2 separate regions of the Homo sapiens genome follow, and region 2 is linked to region 1. A link is a contact called in ENCODE Hi-C or POLR2A ChIA-PET data. All regions are on one chromosome and are shown on one strand. The core of a region is the stretch at or near the end of the contact, and the rest is flanking DNA. Distances in the headings are between cores, read along the strand shown.

Region 1 (4,291 bases), core at 1,281-3,780:
GGCCAGTTGAAGAGAGGAGCCCAGGAGGACATTCCCGTGTGGGTAGCAGGCGCAGCCAGCCAGCTCCTCTCCACCACTGGACGCTCCCATTCCTTGTAAAGGCCCTTAAGGAGAACCTGGACCCCACAAGACCACACTTCCAAAAGTGGAGACCCCAGGCTAGGCCAGCGAGTGGCCCTGCTCCGGGAAAATCCCTCCTGACCCCATTCCCACCACAGGAGGTATCGCTGCACTGAATGATACGATGGCCTGCCATCTCCTCGTGTAGTTATCCCACAGGGAGGACAGCGTCGTGGGGTGTGTGGAGACTCCCTCTAGGGGCAAGGACTCGTGCTGGGTCCAGGTGACCTCTGACAGCAGACAGACACCACTGACTGCGCCAGCTGGGGAACTGCGCCACTGCTCACTGAGCATCAGCACGTGAAGGCAACTGTTGTTGTATTTATGAGCTGATGCGCGGTGAGGGCAGGCACACTCCCCAACCTCCCAAGGGCTCCACACTGTGTATCCCCGCTTCATGGATGGGAACACCCAGGTGGAGGCCCCGGGCTTTGCCGGTAGGAGCTGGGGTTTGAACCCAGTGATATGCTCTCTGGAGGACAGGCACCACCCTTAAGAGGATGGTGACTCCTGGTTTCTGGTGGACATCCTGAGCTGGGGCATCAGCTGTGACGGCCCCCACAAACGAGGTGTCCACCCCTGGTCTCTGCAGATGAAGCCTGGATGGAGTATGGATCCAGGCGTCTCCCTGTGGAGACGGCCCCTCCTGTACCTACACACCCCTTGACTTCTGCGTGGCCTGCTGGGCTACCTGAGAACTTCCTGGCCCCCACTGTCCACACTCTTCCTTCGCTCTCCCTCCACAGAAGCACAGGATTTAAAGTTGCCAGTTCTATGTAGGTAAAGACACTGGGATTAATTAATTGGAGACAGAGTCTCACTCTGTCGCCAGGCGATGTGCAGTGGCGCGATCTCGGCGCACTGCAACCTGCGCCTCCGGGTTCAAGCAATCCTCCTGGCTCAGCCTCTCGAGCAGCTGGGACCACAGGCGTGCGCCACCGTGCCCACCTAATTTTGTTTGTATTTTTAGTACAGACAGGGTTTCACCTTGTTGGCCAAGCTGGTCTTGAACTTCTGGGCTCAAGTGATCCACCCCCTTCAGCCTCCCAAAGTGCTGGGATTACAGGCGTGAGCCACCGCCCCCAGCCAGACACTGCGACTGAGAAAGAAATTTTAGCCTGGCCAAGAGCTCTTCCCAGCAATTACCTGTCCAATGCCTCATGACTCACGTCATGAAGAAGAGACAGGTTCTGCAGGGACTGCGATGCTGAGGACCCTGGGAGCGGGGGTAGGGGCTGCAGTGAACCGCAGTGAAGGAAGTCACACGAGGGAAGGGACTTTGGAGGACTCCCCAGGGAGGAGCCACATTCCACAAGTCAAAAGTAGCAATAACTAGAATTACAGCTTAGAAAACACAAATGCAGCGCTAAGACTTGCCGAGGTTCTACGCAGTTCAAAAACTGTTCCTCTCCCATCTACAACAGGAGGAAACTGGGCTTTGATGAGGTTAACGGCCCATGGCCACAGTCAGCAGCGGAGCCCAGGGCTGCTCCTTCGCCTCTCTAGATGCCGAGGCAAAAATCGCACCTCCACCTTCCACCCCTCTCTCAACAGCCCTCAAAGCGCAGCTCGGAGGACTGCAGGGCGGTTTGGCGTCCAGGGCCACCCTCTGGCTCATCTCTCCAACGCCGCCTCCGACACCCGCCCAGCACGACCCAGCCTGGGGTGTCTCTGCAAGGGAGAGGTCAAGTGGGGGGCCCTCACTCTCATGTAAATGTAACTTGGGGCGATGCAGGATAGTGTCCAGCATTCAGGAAACAGGGCCTTGGTGGAAAGAGCGGCCAGCCAGGAGAATCAAGTCTCTAGGCCTTTTCAGAGCCGAAATGCAGCCAAGCAGGAAGGCGGACAGGCGCCCAGGGCTCCTGGGGCAAGGAGCTGCCCCTTCCCTCCTCCTGCGAAGAGCGGTCGCCAACCGCTCCCGTGCCTCCTCTTCTAGCCCAAGGAGTTCGCCCGGGCCATCCCTAAGCCCAACAGCAGCCCCCAGGGCTCTTCACAGGTCATAAGCCCCTCTGAGCGGCGACAGTCCTCGCATCCAGCCCGGGTCAGGGAGCGGGGGTGACTGTCCCCAGCACGGCGGCCAGAAGACCCCAAATGCGGAGCCTGCCCAAGATGGCGGCCACGACTACGCCGCGACAAGACGGCCCCGAGCTCGGTGTGCCCGAGCTTGGAGCCCGCCGGACCGCACCAACACGGGGACCTCCCCTCTGCCAGTCCCAAGACGGCGCCACCGCCTCCAAAGGCCATGCCCGCCGTCGGGATGGCGGCCGCACGCCCCTCGATACCGCCCGCTTCCAGATCACTTAAAATGGCGGCGGCTGCGGGGCGGCACGGGGCGGGGCTGCGCCGGGGGAAGGGACGCGGCGCGGGGCATGCTGGGCCACGCGCGGGCTGCCGGGAACGGGGCGGAGCGCGGCTGCGCCGGCGCGTCGAGGGGAGAGGCAGCAGCCGCGATGGTGAGCGGGCGTGGGGGAGGGGCGGCCGGGCCGGGCCGGGGGCGGCGGGGGGCGGCTGGGCCGCGCGGGGGGCCCGGGCTTCGTGCTCACGCCGGCCCGCCGCCCCCAGGACGTGTTCCTCATGATCCGGCGCCACAAGACCACCATCTTCACGGACGCCAAGGAGTCCAGCACGGTGTTCGAACTGAAGCGCATCGTCGAGGGCATCCTCAAGCGGCCTCCTGACGAGCAGCGGCTGTACAAGGTGGGTCCCGCGGGCGGGCCGAGGGGAGCGGGTACCCGGCGCCGGGCACGGGGCTGACGCCTACGCTGTCCGCGATGTAAACAGTAGCGGCCGGCGACGCCTGCGGGCGCCCGAGCCGCGGGACTGGGACATCCGTTGTGCGGGTGAAGCGCGAGCTGCGCTCGCCGCGGGGATCTCCGGTCCGGGGGCGATGTTTAGACCTCGTGCCGGGCCCCGGGCGCCGAGGGCACCGTGGCATGCAACCCCTGCAACGGTATCGCCCGCGCCGTGCAGTTGACGAAATTGAGGTTCGGCTTGGTCGCTTAACCAGCCAAAGGTCATTGGCAGCGCCAGGGTTCGAACCACGACCCCTTAATCCCCACCCTTCTTCGCAGGCCCATCGGAATCACGCTGTCCCCCCGGACACTCCTTCGGGTGGAGGGTGGGGAACTCAGTGAATGCAAAGAAAGTCAGGTCCCACTCGTTCTTCACCAAGCAACCGTTTGTTATTACCTCCCGACCTCCTGCTGATGTCCTAGAAGCCCCCCTTTCCCCTTGCAAACGAACTGAGATTATTCAGTCAGAATGGCTTGGGGTTTGGGGTCTGCATTGGGGAGTCAGATGCATCAGCCTCTGATTTACGTCTCCCAACATTGTGAGGTTGTCGCCCAAGTGCATTGTTCAGATTCTAGAGCTGGAAACTGGGAAACTGACTTTTAGCTCCAGGCTCAGAGCCTCAGCTCCCATGGTCTCTAAAGGCCTTTCCTCACTCATAACTACTGGGACTTAGCAAATATTAAATGACCGTGCCTGTGCATGTCCCGTGTGCCACATGTCTACTTAGTGCTTTATGTTTCTTCCTAGCTCATTGAAACCCTCTGGTGGCCCTACGAATTGAGAATTCTGGTAATTCCTAGTTTACAGATGAGGAAACTTTGCATCAAAAGGCTCAACTACCAGCCAGCCGTGGTGGCATGGTCCTGTAGTCCCAGCTACTCTGAAGGCTGAGGCAGGAGAATTGCTTGAGCCCAGGAGTTCCAAGCTGGAGGGGGCTATGATAGCGCTTATGTTGGGTCTGTGCCACTGCATGCCTGGGCAACATAGCGAGACCCTGTCTCTAAAATAAAAAAATGTTCAAATGCCTAGTCCAGGGTGACAGAGCTGGGATTGAAAGCCAGGTCTGCCTATCTCCAGATAGCTCAGTGGCTCCTCAAATTAGATTTGCCTGGAGAATTTGGATAAAACCGGATTCTAAAGTCCCACCCTGGGAGGTTTTGATTTAGAAGTTCTTGGATATAACCCTGGAATCTGTGTATTTGTCAAGCAGCGTGGTGGTCCTGGGCCACACTGAGGGAACTCTCTCTTCCCTCCTCTGACTTCCCGTGTAGTTGCTGGTCAGAAGTCTTTGGGACTTGCCCCATGTAGGGCCTCTCCCAAGATCCTGCTTCTCTCCTCAGGATGACCAACTCTTGGATGATGGCAAGACACTGGGCGA
Region 2 (4,120 bases), core at 722-3,221, 230 kb before region 1:
CCTCTTACAACATAAAAACAGGGAGATTGGAGACAGACATGGGGAGAAGGCCATGTGAAGACGGAGGCAGGAACTCCTGTGATGCGGCCACAAGCCACAGAGGGCCTGGAGCCACCAGGAGCTGGAAGAGGCAGGAGGGATCCTCCCCTAGCACCTGTGAAGGGAACAGGGTCCTGCCCACACCTTTATTTTTGACTTTTGGCCTCCAGAATTGTAACGAATACATTTCTGTTGTTTGAAGCCATGCAGTGTGTATAAATTTGCTACTGCGGTCAGGCCGGGCGCGGTGGCTCACGCCTGTAATCCCAGCACTTTGGGAGGCCGAGGCGGGAAGATCACGAGGTCAGGAGATCGAGACCATCCTGGCTAACATGGTGAAACCGCATCTCTACCAAAAATAAAAAAAATTAAAAAATAAAATTTTTACTGCAGTCACAAAGAACTAGTACACTGCCCTTCTTGGTGGTGGGTCCCGGGCTCTCCGAGGTCCCCCAGGGTCAAGGTTGGCTTTCTGATACCAGTCCTAGGCTGCTGGAGAAGAGCCCACTGAGAAAGAATTTTCGCCTGATTACCTGAGCTCAGGCCACCTAGGGAACAAAGAGAACTTTATTAAGTTGTAGAGGCTGCACAGAAACTGGCAGGTGGGGTGCAGGCAAAGCTGGAGAGAACAGGAGCTTCCTCTCAGGGCCCAGCCCGGGTGGGGGTGGGGGAAGCTCTCCTGTCCCATGGGGATGACTTCACAGCCCTTGCATGTGACCCTTGGGTCCAGTATCGATCCCCACCACTGCTTCCCTGGTGCGCACAGCCAGCCCGACCCCTGGATCTGTTTCAGTTGAAAATTTGACTTCTGAAGACTTTTCAAAGGCCGGGCGCAGTGGCTTATGCCTGTAATCCCAGCAGTTTGGGAGACGGGCGGATCACCTGAGGTCTGGAGTTTGAGACCAGCCTGACCAAAATGGAGAAACCCCGTCTCTACTAAAAATAGAAAATTAGCTGGGCGTGGTGGCGCATGCCTGTAAACTCAGCTACTCAGGAGGCTGAGGCAGGAGAATCGCTTGAACCCAGGAGGCGGAGGCTGTGGTGAGCCGAGATTATGCCATTGCACTCCAGCCTGGGCAACAAGAACGAAACTCCGTCTCAAAAAAAAAAAAAAAAAAAAAAAGACTTTTGCGGCAGGATCAGAATTTTCAAGAGCCATACACTGAGGATGGCCTTAGCCATGGCATCCAGACCCTTTATTTATAAGAGAAATGAAATATTTGGATATAGTTAAAGCACTTTAAACTTTTTTTTTTTTTTTTGAGACGGAGTTTAGCTCTTGTTGCCTAGGCTGGAGTGCAATGGCACCATCTCGGCTCACCCCAACCTCCGCCTCCCGGGTTCAAGCGATTCTCCTGCCTCAGCCTCCCGAGTAGCTGGGATTACAGGCATGTGCCACCACGCCCGGCTAATTTTGTATTTTTAGTAGAGACAGGGTTTCTCCATGTTGGTCAGGCTGGTCTCAAACTCCTGACCTCAGGTGATCCGCCAGCCTCAGCCTCCCAAAGTGCTGGGATTATAGGCGGGAGCCACCGCGCCCGGCCCAGCACTTTAAACTTTTGTTTTCATACCCTTGATCCCCATTTCCTTGGACACGTGCTGTGGGCCCCGCCCGCTGCCCTGATCACTAGCCAGGTTATCAGCCCAGGGGACGGGTTACATTCTCAAATAACCTAGCAAGAGGCCTGCTGGAGGGCAGCAGGGGAAAATGGAAGACCCGAATCTTTAGACAAGTCTATTTTCAGACTCGCTCCTTTCTCTACCAAACCTGAGCTGCTTCCGATTCTCCTTCTCTCTTCCCCAAACTGGGCTCTAACCCCCGTCCTCTGAATCCATGCCCGGGGAAGGTGGCTACGGGCACTGGCCCTGTCGGGGGCTGCCTACTCACCCGCCGCGGGAGGGGCCAGGTCAGCAGGGCGGCGACAGGAAGAAATGCGGGGACAGGGGCACGGGCGGTGGCAGGGGAAAGGCGGACAGCAGCCATGGGTCGCGGGTCTCGGGGGCCGTCAGCAGGCTGAAGGGAGAGGGTCGCGCGGGCAGCGGCGGAAGCGGATGCGGCGGCGGCTCGGAGACCAGGGGCGGGCGGACGAGCGCGCCCACGGGCCCAGGGGCTGAGGCGACGGCGGACACGGGCAGCGGAAGCAGCGGTAGGAGCGCGGGCGGAGCGCGCGGGCGCGGGCAGGCGCGGCAGGTCCTGCAGTGCGAGCACGGCGGCGGAGAGCGCGGGTGAGCAGGCTTCGGGCGGCAGCTCGGGCAGTGCCAGATGCGCGCCGGGGCCCCAGGGCGCCAGCGGCTCGGGCCGCAGCGGGAGCGCGGGCAGCGGTGGCAGCTCGGCCAGGGCGAGAGCGGAGGGCGTCGGCGGCCCGGGGCTCAGGCCGGGCGGCAGGCCGGGCAACGGCGGGTGCGGCAGGGACGGCGGGGGCAGCGGGGTGGGCGGCAGCGTCGAGCGGGCCCGGCCCAATCGCGAGTGGGCGCGGGCGCGGGCGAGCCGCGGGTGCGAGCTGGAGCGGGGCAGCCGCGCCGCCAGCTTGGCTGCGGCCGCCACCCCGGTTGCGGCCGCCAGCCCAGGGCCCCAGAGCGCGCCGCCAGCCGTGACCTGGTACCTCGGGAGGTGGCCAAGCGCCGCACTCCGAGCGGCCCAGCCAATCGCAGATGCTCGCCGCCGCACCCCAACCAATCACGGGCCAGTGCGCTCGCGGTCTACGGGTCCCACCCGGCAGCTGTCAAGGGCTACCCTTGGCAGCCAATCAGAGATATGAGCGCGCTCCGCCAAGTTCTTCTTCCCGCCCTCTCCTGGTCCCAGCCAATCGCTGTGTCCCAGGTGCCGCAGCTGCTCCCCGCCCTCAGCTAGCCTGGCTATCAGGCGCTGCACACGCGCAGTGGGCGCCCCCACCTGGCTTGAGGATCTGCGGATTCGCTGCGACACCGAGGCGCGGCGCCTCACCAATTTTTTTTTTGTTTGTTTTTTAGGTGGCTTTTTTGGGGACTGAGCCCCTCACTCTGGCGCCCAGGCTACATTGCAGTGGCGCGGTCTTGGCTCAGTGAAGCCTCGACCTGCCGGACTAAAGCAGTTCTCCCGCCTCAGCCTCCCCAAGTAGCCGGGACTACAGGTGCACGCCACCACACCCGGCTAATTATTATGGTCTTTAAATTTAAAAAAAAAATTTTTTTTAGACGGAGTCTCGCTCTATCCCCCAGGCTGGAGTGCATTGGCGCAGTCTCAGCTGCAACCTCCGCCTCCTGGTTCAAACGAGTCTCCTGCCTCAGCCTCCTGAGCAGATGGGATTACGGGCGCCCGCCACCATGCCCGGCTAATTTTTGTGTTTTTAGTAGAGACGGGGTTTCGCCATGTTGGCCAGGCTGGTCTCGAACTCATGACCTCATGATGCACCCGCCTCGGCGTGCCAAAGTGCTGGGATTACAGGCGTGAGCCACCGCGCCCGGCCTAATTATTATATTTTGTGTAGAGATGGAGTCTCACCATGTTGCCCAGGCTGGTCTCGAACTCCTGGGCTCAAGCGATCCGCCGGCCTCAGTCTTCCAAAGTGCTGGGATTCCAGGCATGACCCACCGCGCCCGCCCCCCGACGCCACCGATGTGGAGTGTGAGATTGTCCTCTCGTTGCTGTTTACCCATTGCAACTCAGGTATGAGGATCCTGTGTGGATGGGTCAAGGTGCACAGATTTCCATTCAGTTATCTTATAAGAAAGATAAAACGATATCACAATTCAAAAGTAAAGTTTGGTGATAATATACTTAGCATTTGTGTTAAAGTTCCTAAGAACAATTGTAAATGACAGATGGGTGCGAATCTGGTAGCTCAGAACAAAAAGGATAAAATGGTCAATCTATTCAAAATTGGAATATAGAAACTTTTTTTTTTTTTTTTTGAGACAGGATCTTGCTCTTTCGCCCATGCTGGAGTGCAGTAGTGCCATCATGGCTCACTGCAGCCTCGATCTCCTCGGCTCAAGTAATCCTCTCACCTCAGCCTCCCAAGTAGCTGAGACTACAGGCATGCGCCACCCTGCCAGGCTAAGTTTTTTATTTGTGGAGATGGGAGTCGCCGGGTGCGGTGGC

Evidence for each region. Hi-C counts contacts between places; a loop is a spot of excess contacts on that map. ChIA-PET counts read pairs that join two places held with the same protein, here RNA polymerase II (POLR2A). Pooled maps may share reads with other maps.
Region 2: a pooled map shows a loop between it and region 1 (4-fold over the local background). The contact joins the enhancer-like site here to the promoter of ELOB in region 1. A Hi-C loop is called at or near these places in 4 of 50 pooled maps. POLR2A ChIA-PET finds 5 or more read pairs at or near these places in 2 of 52 experiments (H1 and naive thymus-derived CD4-positive, alpha-beta T cell).

Annotation. Positions count from the first base shown.
Region 1 is chr16:2,775,519-2,779,809 of GRCh38, reverse strand. ELOB (elongin B) reads left to right here and starts at 2,530. Exons shown (of 4, transcript NM_007108.4): 1 at 2,530-2,573; 2 at 2,683-2,817; 3 at 4,254-4,291. The coding sequence starts at 2,571. RefSeq lists enhancers at 1-617, 618-1,552, 2,200-2,339 and a silencer at 2,410-2,539.
Region 2 is chr16:3,002,687-3,006,806 of GRCh38, reverse strand. No RefSeq gene overlaps it. Among named protein-coding and RNA genes, the nearest start is that of CLDN9, 8.2 kb to the left of the region's middle. RefSeq lists enhancers at 545-839, 2,645-2,939, 2,086-3,044 and silencers at 2,501-2,590, 2,601-2,700, 2,645-2,939, 2,687-2,980. Within about 2 kb of position 1,971, at least 13 of the 41 ENCODE cell types and tissues checked have a DNase peak (open chromatin) inside an H3K27ac peak, as active enhancers do.